Regions from separate parts of the Homo sapiens genome. Here region 1 is linked to region 2. A link is an interaction called in ENCODE POLR2A ChIA-PET data of the cell type or tissue named here. Cell type or tissue: MCF 10A. All regions are shown on one strand. Links, peaks and the distances in the headings refer to the core of each region. The heading gives the core; the rest is flanking DNA. Region 1 overlaps TGM3 (transglutaminase 3). Region 2 overlaps LOC124904860 (a long non-coding RNA gene).

Region 1 (8,000 bases), core at 1-8,000, 78 kb before region 2:
CATCCGGTAATAACTTGGTATATGATATAACCTTAAACAGTTGTAACAATGTCTATTTTTATCTATATAATATCTATCTATCTAGTGCTCTATGCAGTTACAGATATATGTCTACACATTTCCTACTTCCAGTGGCATCTATCATTAAATTACGTGTGTGTGTGTATTGATAGTGTGCACATGGCATACTTATGGTTAGGAATATAAATGCCCAAATATATATAAAACATTTTGGCCGGGTGCAGTGGCTTACGCCTGTAATCCCAGCACTTTGGGAAGCTGAGGCAGGTGGATGGCCTGAGGTCAGGAGTTCAAGACCAGCCTGACCAACATGGTGAAAGCCTGTCTCTACTAAAATACAAAAATTAGCCGGGCATGGTGGTGCATGCCTGTAATCTCAGCTACTTGGGAGGCTGAGGCAGGAGAATCACTTGAACCTGGGAGCCTGAGGTTGCAGTGAGCCAAGATTGTACCATTGCACTCCAGCCTGGGCAACAAGAATGAAACTCCATCTCAAAAAAATAATTGTTTTCATCCGGAATCCAGAATAAACTCTGAACTTTTGATGTCAACCAAGGTATACAATAGGTGTATATATATATATATATGATATATATATATATATATATGCTAAGAGAAGATGTGTTGCTTTTCTTATTCTCTTTAAGAAAGTTTGTAAGTCATATGGATTACTTGAAATGAAACAAATGTATATTTCTTGCTGGAAAAGCAATAGTTTCAACTTGTATATTCTATAGTAGTATAAGGTCCAATGGATCCCATAAATTCAGAGTGAATTTAGGAGCCCTGTCTTTCACTGGGATCAGATCCTTTGTCTGACGGCAGCAAGATAGACCAGACTAGCAGACCGCAGAGCACCGAGAAGAGGTGTCTTGGGTGCTGCTAAGTGTGTAATCAGCATTGCCAGCAGTTCCATTCTACACCCTGTGATGACATGTTACTTGCCTTGCAACACCTGTTTGGACCTGGGTCCCAGAAGGATGGTGAGAGCGAGAAGCCACTCAAATGTGGTGCTCGAAGTTCAGGGAAAAGGTGAGATACTTACCATACGCTATCACTACCCTTGTCCAGGGGGTTTCCCATGGGGTCGTAGTACACATCCACACTGAGATTTCGGTCTGTGTCATGAGCTGAGTTGAAGTTGGTGATCACCCGGGAAGGAATCCCCAAAGACCGCAGCGCTGCAAGTCAGGGTGGGCGTGAGGACTCAGGTGGTGGAGATGGTACCTTGGCATAGCCCACTGCCACCCACTGACCCAGCCAAGGCACACCACACCCAAGGTACCTGTGTTGAGGGTCCCAGCAAAGACCCAGCACTGGCCATATCGGACTGGGCTGAAGCCAGATTTTTTCCAATTTTTGAGGATCTCCACGCTGCCGTTCCAGCTCCTTGGGTCCCGGCCACCGGTGTAAGTGCCGCTCCAATTCCCAGCAAGCACACCATTGTCATCATTGCTATTGATCTGGGCAGAAACCACCCCCCCAAAATGAGTCAGCACTAATGCCTTTCCTAGGGAGACTGACATGCAGAATTCAGAGGACAAGGTGGGGAGATGAGGAAGGAAGCCAAAGGCCATGATTGAACTTTTCTTTGTCTTTCTAGGTGACTTGGGGATGATCATTGTAACACTTAACCCTTAGGGGTATGGAGTGGTTTACGAGTTTAGAGGTGCTTTCCCAAACAGGCCATGTTTGATTGTCCTTGATCCATACGTCATTCCTGTGCAGCAGCCTGACATGGGAAACAGACAGCACAGCTTGTGCTGTGGCAAGGCAGGGCACAACTCCAGCTTGCAGAGGACTTCTGGCAGGTAAGAATCCACAGGCTATCACTGCTGTCACAGTCTGCCTGGGAGTCCATGGTTTGAAACTCTTTTTTGGTGTATGGTCTTACGAAAAGATCACTTTATTTATTTTATTTATTTTTATTTTATTTATTTATTATTATTTATTATTATTATTATTTTCTGATACAGAGTCTCTCTCTGTCGCCCTGGCTGGAGTGCAGTGGCGTGATCTTGGCTCACTGCAAGCTTCGCCTCCTGGATTCAAGCAATTCTCCTGGCTCAGCCTCCTGAGTAACTGGTGTTAATGCGTGCCACCATGCCCGGCTAGCTTTTGTATTTTTAATAGAGACGGGGTTTCACCATGTTGCTTAGGCTGACCTCAAGTGATCTGCCCACATCAGCTCCCAAAGTGCTGGGATTACAGGTGTGAGCCACCACACCCGGCCAAAAAGATCACTTTAGAACTTTAGCAACTAACTTCTTCTTGGAAAGAATAAAGATAGAGTATTTCTTTTCTTTCATTCATTCAGCTATTTGTTCATTTGTTAGTTTACTCATTCATTTATTCAATTTAAGGTTCTAATCTAAGTGACACAACCAAGAGGCAGCCTGGAAAGATCACTGGACTAGAAATCGAGACCTGAGTTCCATTGTCTTTTAGGGACACACTTGGAAATATTTACAGGTGAAATTATGACAAATGTGTAATGTCTAAGATTTATCAAATCATCTGTGAAAGAGAGGGTCGCAGATGAAATGACACCAGCCTTGAAGAGGTAATTGCTGAAGCTTGTGATGCAGACACAGGAGTTCATTATGCTTTTCTCTCTACTTTTATGTAGGTCTGAACTTTTCCATAATAAAAGTTAAAAGAGAGAAGGAGACACTGAGGTTACAAGCCCCACCTTGCCACTTGCCAACTTGATGATTGCACAAAGGTCTGTTCACCTCTCTAGGCCTTAGTTCTTCACCTTCCAATAGGGAAGGGAATTTTCAAGGGAAAGTTAGGACAAAGGTGCTCTGAGGTGTCTTTTGTAGTCAAGGGTCAGGGTTTATGAAACTTTGGCTGTCGTTTATCTGAACTGTGCAATGAGAGGCTGGACCAGGATCTCTGAAGGCTCCTCCAGCCTGTGTGTCCTACCCCTTCTCCTTGGAGTGCCTGTAAGTGGCAAGGCCTATGAGAATGGACAGTCTGGACACAGAGGGATCCTTGCCCAGGACAGGCCATGCCCAGCCTTGCCAGGCCCTCAGTGCAGTAGTGAGTTCTGCACCCCTTCCAGGAGGTCCTGGGCTGTCATGGCAGAGTCAGGCAAGACAGGGCCTCCTTAGAGATGGAAGGTTGCGCAGCCCTTCCCCATCTCCTGAGTCACTGGTGCTCCAGCCTCCAAAGTGGCTATCAGCACGGTCATCTCTGGCTGAAAGCTGAGCACTTCAAAGCTCCGCACAGGCCATAATTAGTTCATGGCCCAGCCCAGCTGGGAGGTCTGAATAGAGCATCTGGGAGGTGCAGCTGAGGAAATTGGCTCCACGATAAAGTGGTTTGGCCCTGGGGTGCGAGTGAGTCAGCAGCTGCAGGAGCCGCTGGCCTCACCCACTCTCTCCTAGGCCAAAGAGACTCAGCCTTCTAAGTCACCAGGGCTTTAATCCCACCTCTTCCAGGCCATTTGGTTTCAAGATTCTGTTCCAGGCTCACTTCCTCTCCATACTCTCCCTCGGCTACTAAGTTCCCTGGGCCCACCTTACTCCTTTCTTGCCAGGCTCAGTCTAAGACTCAGCTCTTTCCAAAAGCCCTCTCAGATGCACCCCGGATATTTATCATGCAGCTGAGAAGTTGTTCACATTTTTAACCAAGTAACTAGCTCATTAGCATGGACATATCCAACTCAAAAGTCAAGAGATCAAGAAATGCCTAAACCATGAAACATAGAAATAAATAAATAAAGGTTACAGGATTTCTGGGTAATTACTTAGTTTAAGAGGATTAAAGTAAAGAATTCACTTTGACTTTTCGCCTTTTTTTTTGGAGATAGGCTTTTGCTGTGTCACCCAGGCTGAAGTGCAGTGGCGCAATCACAGATCACTGCAGCCTGCAACTAACGGACTCATGCAATTCCCCCAGCTCAGCCTCCCAAGTAGCTGGGACTACAGGCATGTGTCACGATGCCTGGCTCCTGTGTGTGTGTGTGTGTGTGTGTGTGTGTGTGTGTGTGTGTATGTGTAGATGAGGTCTCACTATGTTGTCCAGGCTGGTCTCACACTCCTGGGCTCAAGTGATTCTCTGCCTTAGCCTCCCAAAGTCCTGGGATTACAGGTGTGAACCACTGTGCCTGATCACGACTTTTTGCATCTTAACTTACAACTTTTGAGCAGGTTGATCTAGGTTTAGATATTCTGGATGAATATTTTTGGAAACAGGGTCTTGCTCTATAACCCAGGCCTGAGTGCAGTGGTGCCATCATAGCTGACTGTAACCTCAAGCTCCTGGGTTCAAGTAATCCCCCTGCCTCAGCCTCCTGAGTAGCTGGGAATACAGGTATGTACCACCATGCTTGGCTAATTTTTGTTTGTTTGTTTGAGATAGGGTCTTACTCTGTCACCCAGGCTGGAGCGCAGTGGCATGATCTTGGCTCACCACAATCTCCACCTCCTTGGCTCAAGTGATCCTTCCACCTCAGTCTCCCAAGTAGCTGGGACTACTGTCACATGCTACCATGCCCTGCTAATTTTTTTTTGTTGTTGTTGTAGAGACAGGGTTTTGCCATGTTGTCCAGGCTAGTCTTGAACTCCTGGGCTCAAGTCATCTCCCCACCAAAGTGCTGGGATTACAGGTGTGAGCCACCGTGTCTGCCTATGCCTGGCTAGTTTTTTTTTAATTTCTGTAGAGACGAGGTCTCACTACGTTACCCAGGCTGGTGGCAAACTCCTGGGCTCAAGCCATCTTCCCACCTCCATCTCCCAAAGCACTGGGATGAGAGGCGTGAGCCACCACGCCCAGACTGGTTGGAGATATTCTCTACACAATGAGTGCAGAGCCATAGATGCCTTCTAGGGGATCTAGCTCGTGTGTGTGTGTGTCTGAGAGAGAGAGAGAGTGTGTGTGATTGTGTGAGTGTGTGTGTGTTTGTGTGTGTTGTAGGGGCACAGGCCTTTTCCATGGAGGCCTTGTTCTGGTCTGACTTGCATGCCGTGTGCCTTGAGCAAGCCACTTCAGCTCTCCAAGCTTGTTTCCCCATCTAGACCATGAATGAGGCAGCCTACCATCTGACACTCTGGGCTGTGCTCTGGGCTGTGGAAGAGATGAGTTAGGCAAAGGAGGTCACCACCTCCAGCTCAATCAGGGTCTCGCTTCCTTTCCCAGGAGGCCCAATGATGGAGCAGAGCCCTAGCTTTGCATTCTCCCATCCTTGGCAGGCACTCAAAGAGCAAGCTCCCTTTTCCTCTGAGAAAGGCTTCATGATGTGGTGGAAAGGGCTTTGAAGCTGGCTGGACCTGGGTCTGGCTCTGCTTCTGCCACATACTCACTGTGTGCCTCAGGCAAGCCCTGTAACTTAGAGGGGCCTTGTGCTCCAAGTTAGTAAAATGTGGATGGTTCTAACCACCAGCTGTAATTGGTGAGGCTTTAATGAGATGACATATGTAAAGAGTGTGCGTGCCTAGCTCATAGGTGGTGTTCAATATATGATGACAACTAGCTGTGATCGTTTTCCTGTTACTCACCATGGCACTCAGCACCCGGCCAACGTATTTGGGGTCATTTCTGCTGGCCACATCAGTAGCAGCGTCACGGCGGAAATTCAGACTCCTATCCAAGATTGAGAGGCAGATGCTGAGAATGTCTTCTTCAAACTGTTCAGAACGAGACCATACATTACAATTAAAGAAATGACAAGGAGAGTTGGCTCAAGAAGGGAACTGCACTGGCAAGAACCACAGGAACTATCAGATCCTTTGACTCTGTGGCCTCTGGAACTGAGAGCTACTGAGGACAGCCACCATGCCCAGCCCTCAACCCCGCAAACTCATCCAGAGCACTCACTACACACAAGACCCTGTGTATTTCCTCAAAGGCAGCTTTTGAAACAACAACAACAAAAAAGAGACAGAAAAGGATAATAAATAAAAAATTATTAAAAATAAAAAAGCATAAGACCTTGTGCAAACTCTCTTAAAGTGAATGCATGGGAGGTGGCTTGGTCTAGCCGACGCCCCGGCTGCCACAAACCTCAAGAGCAAGCTGTTTAGCCTGTCTGGCCTCGATTTCTCCATCTGTATAATTAGGCCAAACTCATCTCAGAGTTTCCTTCTAGCTCTGCCTCCCATCCTTTTTTTTTTTTTTTTTTTTTTTTTGAGACGGAGTCTTGCTCTGTCACCCAGGCTGGAGTGCAGTGGTATGATCTCGGCTCATCGTGACCTCCACCTCCTGGGAAGTAATTCTCCCGCCTCAGCCTCCCAAGTAGCTGGGATTACAGGCCCGTGCCACCACACCTGGCCAATTTTTGTATTTTTAGTAGAGACAGGGTTTTGCCATATAGGCCAGGCTGGTCTCGAATTCCTGACCTCAGGTGATCCACCCGCCTCAGCCTCCCAAAGTGCTGGGATTACAGGCGTGAGCCACTGCACCTGGCCTGCCTGCAATCTTGAGCACGTTATTGAGACTCCTGGAGAACTAGTTATAAAAATAAAATCTCTTGCTAAAGTATATGTATTTGAAGTGATTTTCACAAAATAAGACTTAATTGAAGTCATTGCTTCTCAAACTGAGAAGGCCGAGCTCCTCTTGCCTTAGGTCTTTGCATTTGCTTTTCCTTCTGCCTGATGCTCTTTCCCAAGATCTCTGTCTGGTGCCCTCATCTCCTTCAGGTTCCTGATCAAAGGCTCCTTTCTAAGTGAGGCCCTCCCTAACCATGCCATAAAAAAAAATAGCCTCTCTTCCACTCCTAGGTGCACTCTATGTCCTATCCTTCTCTTTTTTCTTCCTCCCAACTTGCTCCAGTTGACTACAGACAGGGTCTGTAGATGGTCCAAGCACACATCTTTCTGATATCCAAGGCACCCCGCCCGAGGTGCTTTATTCTAATGCCTTTGTCTGGTGGATAAACTAAAAGGTGGAGGGCATCCTTGAAAGTTTTCTAAACTGACCAAATCTGAGAACTCTGTAGACTCAAATGGGGATTGCTGTAATAAAGGAACAAAAGGGTGTGGCTTGGAAAGGCTGAGTGGGCACACTAAGGAAGTGTCATCGCATTGTTACATGGAATGAAAAACAGAAGCTACATTACTGTCCCCAGTGTCTCTTGGGGGCCTTATATTTATTTGTGCATCCTGGCACCAATACTACTTCATTGCATCAATTGAGTTATGTGTGTGTTCTGTCTTGCCCACTAGATTGCAACCCCCTCAAAGATGGATCTGTCTTATTCATCTCCTTTATCCTTAGTGTGGATCCCAGGGTCTGACACATAATAGGTGGCCAATGAAAGTCTTCTGAATACATGAACAAATAGAAGGGCAGGCAGATGGACAGATGTGGGACTTCCCATTGATCTGTGGGGCAAGCTGCTGAGCTTCTTGGGTAACAGGGACATTACCCTTAGCTTCCTTATGACCCTTTTACCTGTCCAAAGTTCCAGCCAATCATGCCAATTCGGTTTGTGCTTCCCACAAAGATGATGCCGGCATCTTCCTGAACATACTCTTCTCTCTCAGCGTGGTTACCCATAAAGACGCTATCCACTATTTGATACAAAAAGCAGACACCAGCGACTAGAATCCTCGGAGGACTGTAGGGATCGTTCCTCCTCTCCTCCCACTCCTGAACCGGCCTGGGGGTTGGAGCAAGCCCCACCTTTAGCCCTCCCCTGACCCTTGGGCTGTAACTCTTCCAACTCCAATTGTGGGAACTATGAGCTGGAAAGAGAAGCTAGGATGACCCGAGGGTCTGAAAATGAGACCCCAGGGATAAGACACCTGCTCTTTCTGGCAGAAAGCTATCTCCATGCTGTGGAATTATACTGTGGTATTGTCCCTTAAAATGAACCATGCTATGCAGTTTGTAAAAGCTCAATGTGATCTCCACAATATTCCCAGAAGAAACAGCAGGATGTCCATTTAATGGTGAGGACATTGGGGCTTGGAGAGATAGAAGGACTGCCCACACTCAGACAGCTGCTTAAGTGTCAGAGCTCCTCATTT
Region 2 (16,356 bases), core at 3,473-11,472:
CTGCACCCAGCCAAGTTTGGCTTTTGATGGGCATTTGGGAACACAGACTTGGGGAGGGTTCTCACCATTCCCTAAGTGATCAGAGTGGCTCACTGCACTAAACCATTTGTACAAACAACATGGTTTATGCTGAACACTTGTTTTCTTTCTGGAAATCCGGAATTTTTGTATATGGTAGGTGGAGGGTACATGTGGCCATCCCCAGAAGAAACCTTGGGCACCGAGTCTCTATTGAGTTTCCCTGGTAGACAACATTTGACATGTGTTGTAACAATTTTTTGCTGGAGGAATTAGGCATGTCCTGTGTGACTCTACCGGGAAAAGACTTCCAAAAGCTTGGGCCTGGTTTCCCCTGTCTTTGCCCCATCCCCTTCTCCCTTTATGGATTTTGCTTTGTACCTGTTCCCTGTAATAAGCCACAGCTGTGGCCGGACACAGTGGTTCGTGCCTATAATCCCAGCTCTTTGGGAGGACGAGGCGGGTGGATCACCTGAGGTCAGGAGTTCGAGACCAGCCTGGCCAACATGGTGAAACCCCATCTCTACTAAAAATACAAAAATTAGCCAGTATGGCAGCACACGCCTGTAGTCCCAGCTACTCGGGAGGCTGAGGCATGAGAATCTCTTGAACCTGGGAGGTGGAGGTTGCAGTCAGCCAAGATGACAGCACTGCACTCCAGAAAAGAAAAAAGCCAAACTTGTGAACAGGTTTCTCTAAGAATGGCAGTCTCAGGCCTGCTATGCCAACTCTTTTCTGGATGAGGCGTCTTTACAGCAAAATTATCACTAAGACCCATCACACACACACACACACACACACACACACACACACACACCACACAAAAGAGCAAGACCCCATCTCAAAAAAAAAAAAAAGTCACAGCTGTGAGTACAACTATATGCTGAGTTTTCTGACATCTCCTAGTGAAGCAGTGAACCTGGGGGTGGTCTTGGAGACCCCAACATAGTGAGAAAAAAGGTAAAAAAGGATGAAAGAGATGTATAGGAAGGGAGAAGAAGGAAGAAGATAGTATAACCCAAGAAGGTGGAGGGAGAGGGACGAAGAAGGGAACGGGGTTAAAAGTCAATATACTGGTAGAACTGAACCTAGCGGCTTCCGGGCTGCCATACCTAATGTGAATTCCAAGACTCACAACATCAGAAGACAATCCTCAGACATCCCTGGCACAACACAATTGTCCCAGCAAAACAGAAATCCCAATACTCCCAACTCTGCTGGGAAACATGAACGAAAATCATCACAATCAATCCTTTACAGATGTGCAAGACTGAAGAGCTTTTGTCCATTTTATGGAACTTTGACACCACTCTGTGAGGCAGGCTGGACAGGGATTCACAGAGCATTTAAAGGCCTCCTGCTCCTAGAGTCCAAATTAATTGCCCCATCTGTTTGTATTTCTTTGACAAAACTTCCCATGATCAGATCTGCATTGTGTGTTGGTTTACTGTGCACATCTGCCTTTTCCACTAGACTTGATTTCCTTGAAGGGGCACGGTCTGAATTTTTTTTTTCTTGTCTTGTCTTTCTTTGGGTGAGAGATAAGATAATCTTTTCTTTCTTTCTTTCTTTTTTTTTTTTTTTTTTTTGAGACGGAATTTCACTCGTCACCCAGGCTGGAGTGCAATGGTGCCATCTCGGCTCACTGCAACCTCCGCCTCCTGGGTTCAAGCAATTCTTCTGCCTCAGCCTCCTGAGTACCTGGGATTACAGGCACCTGTCACCATCCCCAGCTAATTTTTGTATTTTTAGTAGAGACAGGGTTTCACCATGTTGGCCAGGCTGGTCTCGAACTCCTGACCTCAGATGATCCCCCAGCCTCGGCCTCCCAAAGTGCTGGGATTACTGGTGTGAGCCATTGTGCCTGGCCAAGGTAATCTTTTCTTTTCTTTTCTTTCTTTCTTTTTTTTTTTGAGATGGAGTCTCACTCTGTCACCCAGGCTGGGAGTGCAGTGGCACGATCTCAGTTTACTGCAACCTCCCCCTCCCGGGTTCAAGCAATTCTCCCGCCTCAGCCTCTTGAGTAGCTGGGATTACAGGAGCCCACGACCATGCTCAGCTAATTTTTGTTTTAGTAGAGACGGGGTTTCATCATGTTGGCCAGGCTGGTCTTGAACTCCTGACCTCAGGTGATCCGCCCACCTTGGCCTCTCAGAGTGCTGGGATTACAGGCATGAGCCACTGCGCCCGGCCAAGATAATCTTTTCTAGTGATAAATTCATTGTGGGAAAATAATAAAAATAAAACAAAAGTCACATGGGATCCCTATTTTAGTCAACTCTGTATCCTATTCAGATTCAAGAATAACCTGGCATACAGTAGGCATTCAATCAACATTCGCTGATCTGTTGTTAGCTAAGATTCTAGTTATGAGGACACCTTCCTCAAGGGATTATCAGGAGAATTATATGAGAATGTACATAAGTGAATCTGGTAAACTGCAAAGCATTTTTTAGATCTAAATTAGCCATTATAATAATGCATCCTCAACCTTACATTCATTTAAGAAAATATTTGAGCTGGCTGCAGTGACTCACACCTATAATCCCAGCACTTTGGGATACTGAGGCTGGAGGATCACTTGAGCCCAGGAGTTTGAGACCAGCCTGGGGAACATAGCAAGACCCCTGTCTTTACAAAATTTCTTTTAAAAAATTAGCTGGGTGTGATGGCATGCACCTATAGTCCCAGCTACTTAGGAGGCTGAGGTAGGAGGATCACCTGAGCCCAGGAGTTCAAGGCTGCAGTGAACCATGATCATGCCACTGCACTCCAGCCTGGGCAACAGACCCTATCTCTTAAAAAAAAAAAAAAAAAAAGAAGAGAGAAAGAAAAAAGAAAGAAAGAAAGAAAAAGAGGGAGGAGGGAGGGAGGGAGGAGGGAGGAAAGAAGGGAGGAAAAAGACGGAAGGAAGGAAAAGAAAAAAGAGAAAGAAAGAGGGAGACAGAAAGGGAGGGAGGGAAGGAGGGAGAGAAAGAAAGAAACAAAGAGGGAGGGAGGGAAGAAGGAAGGGAAGGAAAGAAGGGAGGAAGGAGGAAAAGAAAGAAGAAAGGAAGAGAAAGAAGAAAGAGAGAAAGAAAGAAAATGAAAGGAAGAAGAAAAAAGGAAGGAAGGGAGGGACGGAAGGAAAGAAAGGAAGAGAAAGAAGAAAGAGAGAAAGAAAGAAAATGAAAGAAAGAAGAAAAAAGGAAGGGAGGGAGGGAAGGAAAGAAGGAAGGAAGGAGAGAGAGAGAAAGAAAGAAAAAGAAAGAAAGAAAGGAAAAAGAAAGAAAGAAAAAGAAAACTTTGAGAAGATGACTACATTTTCCAAGTGAGCTGATGAGCCGCCGCTTGTAGGAGGGTGCCTTGATTCTCCCATTTGTAGATAACAACACTGAGGCTCAGAGAGTTGGAACGATTTACCTAAGGGTCACATAAACATGTTTTTATCTATGTCAGTCAGTGTCTTCCCCTCAGAAATTAGATTTGACTTTATAATTTATTCTCACTTAATTTCCTAGTACAGTTGTAACGGATTTTAAGTTAATAGCTTTTTCTCTTCTCTTTCCCTTTTTGCTTTCACTTATCAAAATTGTCACAAATCTTCAACACCCCAAAAAAGGCATACTATTTCTTCACGGAGAGGTGGAAAGAACATGAATATTGGAATGAGACAGACTCGGGTTTGAATCTAGGCTCTGCTTCTCATTAGCCAGGCAACTTTGGGCAAAGAACTTAATTTCCATGAGACTTAATGCATTTGCAAAGTAAGGTCAATAATATCTATTAATGCCTTCTAAAGTTATGAAAATGAAGGATAATATATGTGGAGCACCTGGCTCTGTGCTTGGCGCCTTGTAGACACTTTATAAATGATAGCTGAGTGTTGTTGTAGTTATTGTCATCATTACTATTATTAATAAGTTGAAACAGGAGGATAAAGAACCACAAATTTTGTGGGTTTTTTTTTTTTTTTGAGATAGAGTCTTGCTCTGTCGCCCAGGCTGGAGTGCAGTGGTGCGATCTTGGCTCACTGCAACCTCTGCCTCCTGGGTTCAAGCGAGAATCACAAATTTTGGCTGTGTTACCTATCACTTGGTAAGCGCTAGTGAAACTGGACTGGCAGGTCACTTGTGAAGCCAGCATCAAAAGGTCTTTCCCTCAAGAGACCACAAAAACAAAATATTGAAGTCAGCAACTTCCACTTCTGAGGTGAGGCATTGAGTAGATTCAACAGTCCCATCCAGGTGTGACATTTCTTTTTAGCATCAGCTTCACTGCTCATGACTCACTAAACTTGGAGACAAGGGATAGGAATTACTGAATTTGTCATAGCATCTCATGAATGAATGTGTATGGTAAGGACAAAAGGGGCTGAGAACCAAGCCCTGTATTGGGGTGGGGAAGGGAAAATGAAGAACTTAAAACTTCAATAAAGAGAATGAGGAAGGATCTGAATCAAGCAAAGTACAGGGGCGAAACCTGCCAGCTTGTGATCGAGTCATGGCGAGAGCTTCTTAACTCAGTTACGTCTAAAAGAAACACCAATACTTGGCGTCAGTCTTCAGTAGATAAGAAATGTGGGGGAAAAAAATAATAACCAGGAAAGACACAGGGTCAGAGAGCTGGGAGGGAGCTCAAGGTCACCAGTGTAGTCATTTTTATACTGTGGCCCCAAGTCTTCAGAGGTGCTTCCGAGACACCACAGATCCTGAAGGATTCCTTGCCAAGAGGATGGCTTGCTGTTTCGGGAACCTATACAAGCTTTTGTTCTGTTTTTGTTCCAGTTCTAAAGAATTTAAACACCAGTGTTATATACCAATGCCTGTCTTTTACAGACGAGAACCTGAAGTCCAGAGAGGAAAATTAACTTGCTCAAAGTAACACAAGGGAAGGCTTGGGCCTTCAACCCGTAAGTCTTGCTCTATCCCCAAATAGGAATGTGAGACAGACACACTGGCTATTCATTCCAGTTTATACATGATGCCAGATGTGGGGCTCTACCTCGCCTAAACTTAAAGGAACTCTTCTTTTTTCTGGAGACAGGGTCTCACTCTGTTTCCCAGGTTGAGTGCAGTGGCAGAATCACAGTTCGCTGCAGCCTCAACCTCCTGGGCTCAAATGATCCTCCTGCCTCAGCCTCCTGAGTAGCTGGGACTACAGGCATGTCCCACCACGCCCGGCTAATTTTTTATTTTTTGTAGAGACAGGGTCTCTCTACGTTGCCCAAGCTGGTCTCAAACTCCTGAACACAAGCGATCCTCCCTACTCAGGCTCCCAACATGCTGGGATTACAGGCATAAGCCACTGTGCCAAAGTCATAATGAGAGGCCTTCTCTTGTCATTAGGAGGTGAGGTTCAGTAGGGCTTCAATGTCTGGGCAGTGGAGGGTTCCTGCTTCCTGAAAGGCGACCTCTTAAAATAGCACTTGTTTATTTACACCAGGACTGACCTCTCATCTCCAGCCTCCTGATCCATGCTGGTCTGGCCCAGTTCCCTGTTACTTTCCAGCTCTCACCTTTCTGCCCCTCTAGGCTTGTCTTGGGCCCATAAACTATAGGATTGAGTGAGAAGTGCCCGGATTTCTCCATTCCCTGTTTTACTGGCTGTCATTGGGCCTGAATGGGCTCCACCTCCTTGGAATTCCCTAATGCAGCTAATTGATTCCATTCATAAGAGTCCCCAAGTTCTTAAAGCTGGAAGAAAATTTTGAGACCATTTCATTGAGTCTCCTAATTTTATAGATGAAGAAACTGAGGTCCGTGTGATTCACACAAAGTCACGTGGTCATATCAGGATTCAAATTCATGTTTTGTAATTCTACATCCAACACCCTTTCCGATAGCCATACCATCATTCTCCCATTTAATTCAATTCAGTTTAAATCAAAACATACCTGTGGAGGCTGGGAGTGGTGGCTTAGGCCTATAATCTCAGCACTTTGGGAGGCTAAGGCAGGTGGATCACCTGAGGTCAGAAGTTTGAGACCAGCCTGACCAACATGGTGAAATCCCATCTCTACTAAAAATACAAAAATTAGCCGGGCATGGTGGTGGGTTCTTGTAGTCCCAGCTACTCGGGAGGCTGAGGCAGGAGAATCGCTTGAACCTGGGAGGCAGAGGGTGCAGTGAGCCCGTAGTTCTAGCTACTGAGGAGGCTGAGGTGGGAGGATTGCTGGAGCCCAGAAGGACGAGGCTACAATGAGTCGTGATTGTGCCACTACACACCAGCCTGGGTGACAGAATGAGACCACTGTCTCAAGAGGAAGGGAGGGAGGGAGGGAGAGAGGGGGGAAAGAAGGAAGGAAGGAAGGAAGGAAGGAAAGAAAGAAAGAAAGAAAGAAAGAAAGAAAGAAAGAAAGAAAGAAAGAAAGAAAGAAAGAAAGAAAGAGGAGTGAGCACATGGAAAGAACCTGGTTCCTGGATGGAATCATTCCTGAGCTGCCACCCCAGCCCTAGACTGCCTGTCCCCACACTTCTTGTTGCATGAAATAAAAGAATCCCTCTTTGGTTCAGCCAAATAGCAGCACTTCTCTTATATGCAGCTGAACACAATTGTGAATGGCTCATGGGCCTTGAAAAAGTCTTGGGATTTCAACAAACAGAGGCAGAAGACAGTGTCAGGAAACGCTCAAGACAGGGAAAGCTGGGGGCATGTTCTTGACAAAGCAGGCGGAGCAGATAGGGAGGTCAGAAGAGACGTTGTGATAGGGACAGAAGACCAGGGAGGCTCAGAGGATGGATGTGGATTTCATTCTGAAAGCAGGGAAGAATTGCTGGGGGAAGTGAGCAGTGCTGTTCTTGGGGAGTTGACGCTAGTTCCTTGGCACCGAGTGAGCCTTGGGCCCCCGGATGAGCAGGCAGGGCAGCTACTGAGGAGCCTGGAGTGAGAGTGGGTGGCCTATTTCATTCCAATCTGCTGTGCTTGTATTACATTCCTGTTAGCTTAGTATCTGCACAGAACACCAGGGACCGCAGTACCGCAAACTCTTTGGCATTCTGAAGGCCCTGCTCTCGCTGTGTCACTTTCCTCCCACTGGCAATTACCAGACTGGCAAACCGCAGCCAGCCGAACCTCGCCCTCTGGCTTCCAAAGCGTGCCCTGCTTTGACTGCAGCATGTTGTAAGCCACAAACATCTTCGCCAAGAAATGATTAGAGAAGGAAGCTATGAGAAAACAAATGTGTATAAAAATAAGACATGGTCTTGAGTCATTGATAGGAAAATGGAAGCGGAAAAGATATCCAACCCAGAATGGCCTTCAACAAGTTCAGGGACCCACAGGCAGCTACAAGGAAGGAAGTGTTCCCTGGTTTCGTCTTTTTGTGTGAACGGATTCTCTGATTTTGATACTTGAGCCTCAGAGGCAGGTGATGCAATGGGAAAATACAATATTGTTCCCAGTCTGCCCCTGACTACCTGTTTGAGCTCACAAAACAAAACAAAACACCTACCACTCTCTAGACTTTAATCTCCCCACCTACCCACCTTGACACTGAGAGGATTGGACCAGAGAAATCAAAGCCTCATCCTCCTCAAAAACGTTCCGGCCCCCATCTCCCTGCGCAGCCAGCAGTGTCCCGGCTCTCTGCCCATCTAACATACCAGGCCTCATGTTGCATGTGTTTGACTCTGTCCCGAGTCCCCAGCTAGTTCCTCGAGGACAAGAATCCTGTTTTCCCCGCAGTCAGTACACATAGCAGAAACTCAATACATCTTGACTGAATGGATTCGTGGGCTGCACAGTTGTTTCTTGATAAAGGTTTCAGGACGGAAGCGGAGATGCTGTCAGGGCAGGAAATGGCACGTCAGTGACACTCCCAGGCTCTAGGCAAATCAGCTGGAAGAGAGAATGGAGCTAAGTTCGTGCAATTTATCAACAACTATATTCCATAGAATTAACCCACCAGATGTTTTCACCTTCCGCGAAAAAAAAAAAAAAAAAAAGCGCTCTGGTCAAAAAAGATTAAGAAATTTACTAACCGAATCCCACGTTCCACTCATTCCTCTATGGACATGAGCCTAGAAAAGGCTCTAAGATATCTGTTTACTTTTATGTAACCTAGAATTTCCCAAACCTAGGGAACCTGTGTTCGGAAAATGCCCATAAACTGCATGAACGCAGTTTGAGAAGCACTGGTTTAGTGTGAATGGTTTCTACAGTGAAGTTTTTATTTACAAACCATGTTGGGGTCTGTGAAAAGCCCCTTTAGGGCCAAAAATCACTGGTCACTGCATAATCAAATAGACAGACAGATATAATAATTCAGATTATTATTATAATAATTATGTTATTATTATAATTATTATCTCATTCAGTTAACACCTATTCAACAGCAACTGATTGTCTAGTATGCATCCCACACAAGGGATATGAGGATAAATAAGACAGGGTCCTCTCTGCAAAAGAGCACGTCCCTAAAGGGGAGGAGAAAGTACAGAATATTGTGCTGAGTACTGTAAGCAGATGTTATGGGAAGGCAGAAGAAGGTACCTGGGAGAATCATGGAAACTAGACCTTGAGTAATAAAAATAATAACATTAACAACAATACCTTCATCAAGTGCTAACCACGTACCAAACACTGTTCTAAGCACTTTACGTATATTAACCCACTTATACCTCATAACAGTCTTACCAGTTACTTTCAGTACCTACATTTTACAATGAGATCATTGAGTCTCAGAGAGGCTAAGTAACTTGCCCGAGATCACACAGCTAGAAATATGACATGGTCAGGATTCAAACCCAGGCAGTCTGGCTCCAAAGTCCATACTTTTCAGCAGTAGGCTGTACTTACTGCCTTTTGGGATGAGTAGTAAGTATACCAGATGGAAAAGGACAGAAACCTTCCAGGCAAAGGGAATAGGAAAAATAGCAAGTAGTTCTACGTGCATCAAACGTGGACTCTCAAATCTATGCCAGTAGGCTCTGGCTGTATCCTGTGGACTTGGGTGCTCAGATCTTTCCACTGATGTCCTTCAGGCAAGAAAGGAAAACATGAGCCTTTAGGGGAATCTGGAAGTGTAGCTTGAAAAAACCTCCACAAATTTCTTTTGAAGTCTCCCACCACCATCTGAAAAATGCATGAGAATTCTATATTTGACACCATAATAGAATTGTGTTGACTCCATATAAAACATTTTAACCACTTAGCAGTTCAATTAACATTTTTACATAGAACTCCAGGAACACATGCCATTATTTCTCTTGAGGCCTCGGGTATCCCTGGCAACCTGCTTGCATCCATGACTCCCCAGCTGGAGGCCTAGCTGTAAACAGCAGGAAGTCATTTAAGATGCCTGAGCCAGGGACGGACCCAGCACATTTGCGTTTTCAAAAGGTGACTCTTCAGAATAGCAGGAACCTAGGAATAACTTAAATATCCATCAAGAGAAACTGGTTAAATAAATACGTTCATCCACTGGAATACTACAGTGCTCTAACAGAATGAGAGACCAGCATTTACAGATGAGAAAAGCTCTCTAAGGTAACATAGTCAATGAAAAGAGCCGAGTGCAGACCAGTGTGTACAGTGGATTCCCACTTGTGTGTGAGGTGTGGAAAGCATGTATGTTTTAAGGATATGCTTTTACAGGCAGAGAAAACTTGTAGAAGGAGAGACAACAAATGTCAACAGTAAGGATCTCTGGGGAAGGGAACCACGAGAGAACTTACATTTTTTGTTGTTTTTGAGACGGAGTCTCACTTTGCTACCCAGGCTGGAGTGCAGTGTAGCGATCTGGTCTCATAGAACCTCTCGGGTTCAAGTGATTCTCGTGCCTCAGCCTCCTGAGTAACTTGGACTACAGGCACCCACCACCACACTCAGCTAATTTTTGTATTTTTAGTAGAGATGGAGTTTTGTCATGTTGACCAGGCTAGTCTCAAACTCCTGATGTCAGGTGATCCGCCCCCCTTAGCCCCCCGAAGTGCTGTGATTACAGGCGTGAGCCACCACTCCCAGCTGAGAACTTACTTTTTATTGCATATCTTTCAGTACTGTTTGGATTTCTACCATGTGCATTTATTACTTTTTAAATAAAAGAAACAGTTTGGCCGGGCGCAGTGGCTCACGCCTGTAATCCCAGCACTTTGGGAGGCCGAGGCAGGCAGATCACCTGAGATCAGGAGTTCAAGGCCAGCCTGGCCAACGTGGTGAAATCCCATCTCTACTAAAAAAAATAATAATAATAATACGAAAATTAGCCGAGCGTGGTGCCACGCACCTGTAATCCCAGCTACTCGGGAGGCTGAGGCAGGAGAATCGCTTGAACCCAGGTGGCAGAGGTTGCAGTGAGCTGAGATCACGCCATTGCACTCTAGCCTGGGCAGCAAGAGTGAAACTCCGTCTAAAAAAAATAAATAAATAGTTTAGTGAATCTCAGAAAGTTAAAAAGTAGTTTTTAAGAAAAAGGAAAACTGAGAAAAAAACTGCTAGCTTTACAGCATAGATGATGAGTGGGGAAAAAAGAGTGATTCTAGTTGTCCCTTGGTATGTGCAGAGAGCGGGTGAAGGGAGGAATTGGTTCCAGGACCCCTATGGGTATCAAAATCCATGGATGCTCAAGTCCCTTGTATAAAATGGCATGGGATTTGCATACAATCTACACACAGCCTCTCCTGCATTTTAAATCATCTCTAGTTCACATATAATTCTTAATACAATGTAAACTATGTAAATAGTTGCTATACTATATTTTTAAAATTTGTATAATTTTTAATTGTATTGTTATTTAATTTTCTTTTTTAAAAAATACTTTTATATTAAAAATAATTTTTTATCTTAACCCAACATAGATATATTGTTATTTTTGAATGTGTTTTATTTTTCAAAGATTTTTGATCCAAAATTGGTTGAATCTGTGGGTGTGGTGTGGAACTTGCAGATACAGAGACCAATTATATAGAGAAAGACCCATTACTGGCAGGGCAAGTTAGCTCACATCTGTAATCCCAGCACTTTGGGAGGCCGAGGCAGGCGGATCACCTGAGGTCAGAGGTTCGAGACCAGCCTGGGTGACATGGTGAAAACCCGTCTCTATTAAAAATACAAAAAATTAGCCGGGCGTGGTGGCAGGTACCTGTAATCCCAGCTACTTGGTAGGCTGAGGCAGGAGAATCTCTTGAACCCTGCAGGCAGAGGTTGCAGTGAGCCGTAATCGCACCATTGCACTCCAGCCTGGGCAACAAGAACAAAACTCCTCTCCAAAAAAAAAAAAAAAAAAAGAGAAAGGCCTATTACAAAGCCACTGTCCTACAGCAAGATGACAAAATTGAACCAAGGAAGTGGCAGTAGGGCTAAGGAAGAAAACCGAGAGATATTTAAGCAGTAAAAACTCTAGGACTCGGCAACTCGTTAAGTTGCGGGGGGTATAACAGAGGTAGACGTTAAGAATAAATTCGGCAATAGGAGAGACGGGGGAGCTGTTCACTAGGAACATGTGTGCAAAAGAAACAGCCAGAATGTGGGGAGGATAATGAGTTCAGTGTTGGACATGCTAGGTTTGAAGTATCTTAGGACATTCAGATAGAGGTGACCTATTAGAAAAGTGAGTGTAAGGTTTTTGATCGTAAACAATTCCATTTACCTTATTGATGGCAATTTACTAAGTTCTAACAATGAAGAATGAAATGAGATTACCTTTCTGTGTAGTAAAGCATCCACATAGAGGGCCTGAGATTGCTATCCTGAGAAAGGCCTGCCTCGAAAGGCTGGATCTTGGCTGACTTCTGTGAACTTGCCTGGTAAAGAGTTCCCTATACCGATATGAAACTAAATGATAAGAGTGGCTCACTAGGCCTAGGTCATATTTGTGCAAACAACATGCTTTATACTTATACTGAATACCAGTTTTCCTTCTGGAAGTCTGGAGTGTTTGTACATGCTAGGCAGAGGGTGTCTATGTGACCAACCCCCGTGTAGAAACCTTGGGCACTGAGTCTGATGAGTTTCTCTGGTAGACAACATTTTTTTTTTTCTTGAGACGGAGTCTTGCTCTGTCGCCCAGGCTGGAGTGCAGTGGTGCCATCTTGGCTCGCTGCAGCCTCTGCCTCCTGGGTTCAAGCGATTCTCCTGCCTCAGCTTCCCAAGGAGCTGGGATTACAGGCATGTGCCACAATGCCCAGCTAATTTTTGTATTTTTAGTAGAGATGGTTTCGCCATGTTGGCCAGGCTGATCTTGAACTCCTGACCTCAGGTGATCTGCCCGCCTTGGCCTCCCGAAGTGCTGGGATTACAGGTGTGAGCCACTGTGCCCAGCCTGGTAGACAACATTTGCTGTGTGTTGTCATAATTTGTTGCTGGAGGAATTCGGCACATCCTTTGTGACTGTACTGGGAGAGGACCATGGAAGCGCCTGGTTTTCTCTGGACTCCCCCACATAGCTTTCTCCTTCATTGATTTCGCTTTGTACCCTTTCCCTGTAATAAATCTTAGCCACAAGTATAACTATATGCTACACCCTGTAATTCCTTCTAGCAAATTACCAAACCTGTGGGTAGTCTTAGAGACCCTCAACACGTCTTCCTTCAGGTGGGGCTGAGGTGGGAGATACACTCAAAATCTAAATCTGCACAGTCTCTCTGTTCTCCTCACCGTCCACCAATGTCTCTCTGTCACAATTCCTTATGAAGATATAACTTAAATGTTCATTTTTTAAAAGCCCAGAGTTTTTCATAAAAAAAGGTGTGGCACAGTGGCTCACGTCTGTAATCCCAGCACTTTGGGAGGCCAAGGCAGGCAGATCACTTGAGGTCAGGAGTTCGAGACCAGCATGGCCAACATGGTGAAACCCTGTCTCTACTAAAAATACGAAAATTAGCCAGGCCTGGTGACGCATGCTCTAATCCTAGCTATTCAGGAAGCTGAGGCATGAGAATCACTTGAACCTGGGTGGAGGTTGCAGTGAACCGAGATTGTGCCACTGCAGTCCAGCCTAGGTGACAGACTGAGACGCTGGTTCAAAAAAAATAGGTGTGGTGCAAGCAAGGGGTGCTCCTGCGGCTATGCCTGTCCCATAACATGGGCCTTACTGACTCTGTAGCATGCCTCAAACCAAGCTGCTCACTTCCAAGCTTTGGCAAAATGCTTGGTGATGACTGCATGGTCCTCTAAGTGCCTATTAATTCTGACAGTCCATGCCTTTGTGATTGTTCCATATTGGAATGGTTTGGGATTCTCCTGAGACAAATCCCAACCGAGGAAACAAAGGCTGATTGACACAAAGCCTGTAAAAGGAGGTGCAGGAAGAATTTTCCACCCCTGGCCAGAGTCCAAACTAGCCCCTATTAACATGTGATGAATGAAGGGTGATGCACCCAGGACTTTTGATCTTTATAATCCCCAAGCTGTCCAGTTCAGGAAACTGCTCATTCTCCTAGCCAGGCCCTGGCTCCAGGAGGTCTCAGTCATAAAGGCGTGTCTCAGGGAGGAGCTACTAGGACAAGCAATGGTTCCTTATGCTGGCTCTACTCTGAAAACTGCCAAAGCATCACTTAGTGGTGATGCTTCTTTGAGAAACGTGGGGGTTGGATGGCCTTTTTGTGTTATAAGTCAGAATGTTCGTTGCAGCCACAACTTGTAAGGCCATATCACCAGCTGGAGTAAAAGACAAGGCCTCGCAAGCCTTTCATTGTCCACCTCCGTCACCCAAGGGACTGACCTCCTTCCTAGAGCTTTGACAGGAGTCGTGTCATCTTTTCCTTTTTAGTCTCTCTGACAATGCCTCACTCCTCCCAGGAAAATATAACAACGCCAGTCTTGAAAGTAACAGCCCTACTCAGCTCCAGATGGGAGAGCTTATTGGGCTATGAAGGGTACGGCGAGAATGCTACTCACACACAGTTTCATGCGTGCATGGATAAGTCGGTCATTGGTTTTCCCATATAATTATAGAGACCATCTAAGTCTTTGTAAGTCCTAGCCTTTTCTTAGAGAACCCTTAGTCTTAATTCTCTCATATAGTTATCTGAGTCTAACGTTGCCTGTAATCTGGGTCTTTCTCTTGGCAGTTTACTAAGAAATCTCTACTTTCTTCTTATTCTATTTATACTCAGACTAGAATAGTCCTGCTATATTCCATTACTTTGCAGAAACACCCTTAGTTCTGAGTCATTAAAATCCAGAAAGACTCGGTTTCAAATACCACCTGTGGACTTCGGAAAGCCACATAATGTCTCTGAACTTTGTTTTCCTCACCTATGAAATAGGGGGCTATGAGGAATAAATGCAAGAATTTATGTGCCACACTTGGCCTCATGCCTTACATACAGCAAGCACTGAATACAGGGGAGCCAGTTTATTATACCACTTGCCACAGCTAAGCCTTTCTGAGCCTCCAGTTCTCTTTAATCTCTGAAGCTCAGGTTTTAGATGCCCTCACATTGACAAAAGCATTGGCTTTTTCTTCCATTTCTTTCTCTTATCTTTGATAACTTGCTATGTATTTTCTCTTTTCTTATCTCCTTATAGATAATTCTCTGAGTAACCTGAGCTCTGTTGGCACTTGTACCCTTAGCTTAGAGATTTTTTTTTTTTGAGACAGAGTCTTGCTCTGTTGCCCAAGCTGGAGTGCAGCAGTGCTATCTCAGCTCACTGCAACCTCTACCTCCCGGGTTCAAGCAATTTTCCTGCCTCAACCTCCCAAGTAGATGGGATTACAGGCACCTGCCACCACGCCCAGCTAATTTTTATATTTTTAATAGAGATGGGTTTCACCATGTTGGCCAGGCTGGTCTCGAACTCCTGACCTCAAGTGATCCACCCATCTCAGGGTCCCAAAGTGCTGGAATTACAGGCATGATCCACCGCGTCTGGCCACAATCTTTATTATAAGTACACACTATACTTCCTTCTTACCCATCCATTCTTAACACTGCCATCTTAAGTCAATCAGCATATGCTCATAGAGAACTTAACAAGACTACAGGCAGCATTTTCATGTCAAATAGGACACCTTAATTTTTCTTCAAGTGAATCACTAAGAGTTAGTGATAAATGAGGGCTTCCAGTCAAAAAAATTGTTTCCTGATTTAGTTTGAGTTTTGTAATGCCTGTGACAAGGGTGTATGATTGATTGAGATATCTAAACAACCAATTTTCTTTTTTGGACATATGCTGCACACATTCTAGATTCTTTTTTCCTCCTGAGATTCTGTTTAGGCCTCACCCCTTCGGCAAGAATAACAATAATCATATGGCACGTTGTCTACATGTGTGGGTTTCTGGAATCTACAGAGAAAAAATAAGTGTGAAACCCCTATCACGAATCTAGCCAGGATAGCTCCAAGGAAAGGCAAAAGAGAGCTCTTAAATGTTAGAGTCGGCCGGGTGTGGTGGCTCATGCCTTTAATCCCAGCACTTTGGGAGGCTGAGGCGGGTGGATCACCTGAGGTCAGGAGTTTAAGACCAGCCTGGCCAACATGGTAAAACCCCGTCTCTACTAAAAATACAAAAATTAGCTGGACATGGTGGTGGGCGCCTGTAATCCCAGCTACTCGGGAGGTTGAGGCAGGAGAATCACTTGAACCTGGGAGATGGAGGTTGCAGTGAGCCGAGATTGTACCACTGCACTCCAGCCTGGGCAACAGAGTGAGACTCTGTCAAAAAAAAAAAAGAGTCAAGAAACAGTAAGTTTTAGCCATCAGGAAAATACAAATCAAAACCACAAAGAGGTATCACTTCCCACCCACTAGAACAGCAATCACCAAAAAGACAAGTAATAACAAGGATTGGCAAGGTTGTGGAGAAATCAGAGCCTTCCTGCAATGCTGGTGGGAATGTAAAATGGTGCAGTTGATTTGGAAAACAGTTTGGCAGTTCCTCAAAAGTTTAAACATAGAGTTACCATATGTTTCAGCAATCTCACTCCTAGGTATATACCCAAGAGAAATGTCCGCATATGTCCACAGAAAACCTTGTATATGCATATTCATAGTAGCATTATTCATAATAGTCAAAAAGTATAAATAACTCAGATGTCCATCAACTGATGAATAAATAAGTCAAATGTAATGTATCTGTCTAGCAGAATAGTATTCAGCAATAAAAAGGAATGAAGTAGTGATACATGCTACAACACAAATGAACTTTGAAAACATTTTGAGAAGTGAAAAGAGCCAGACACAAAAGACCACATAGTGTATTGTTCCTTTTATAGGAAATGGACAGAATAGGCAAATCCACAGAGACAGAAAGTGGATTTGTGGTTACCGGCAGCTGAGGAGGATTGGGGGAAATGGGACTGACTACTCATCAGTACAGAGTTTCTCTTTAGGGCAAGGAAAATGTCCTGAACTCAACTGTGGTGATGGGTGTTCAATTCTGTGACTGCACTAAAAACCATGGAATTGTATGCTT

Evidence for each region. ChIA-PET counts read pairs that join two places held together with the same protein. Peaks named below come from ENCODE experiments on the same cell type or tissue, not always from the same donor. Only the 100,000 strongest peaks of a DNase experiment are listed, where the experiment ranks them.
Region 1: POLR2A ChIA-PET joins it to region 2 with 22 read pairs; 4 of 35 experiments call an interaction of 5 or more read pairs at or near these places.

What each region holds. Positions count from the first base shown.
Region 1 is chr20:2,310,552-2,318,551 of GRCh38, reverse strand. TGM3 (transglutaminase 3) reads right to left here. Exons shown (of 13, transcript NM_003245.4): 4 at 7,423-7,541; 5 at 5,526-5,654; 6 at 1,307-1,484; 7 at 1,067-1,202. Among named protein-coding and RNA genes, the nearest start is that of TGM3, 19 kb to the right of the region's middle. In MCF 10A, for the core only: no CTCF peak of the experiment used is centred there; DNase peaks (open chromatin) are centred at 3,321 and 3,891.
Region 2 is chr20:2,227,900-2,244,255 of GRCh38, reverse strand. LOC124904860 (a long non-coding RNA gene) reads right to left here. Exons shown (of 2, transcript XR_007067501.1): 2 at 7,602-7,836. Among named protein-coding and RNA genes, the nearest start is that of LINC03086, 29 kb to the right of the region's middle. In MCF 10A, for the core only: a CTCF peak has its summit at 7,059; a DNase peak (open chromatin) is centred at 7,035.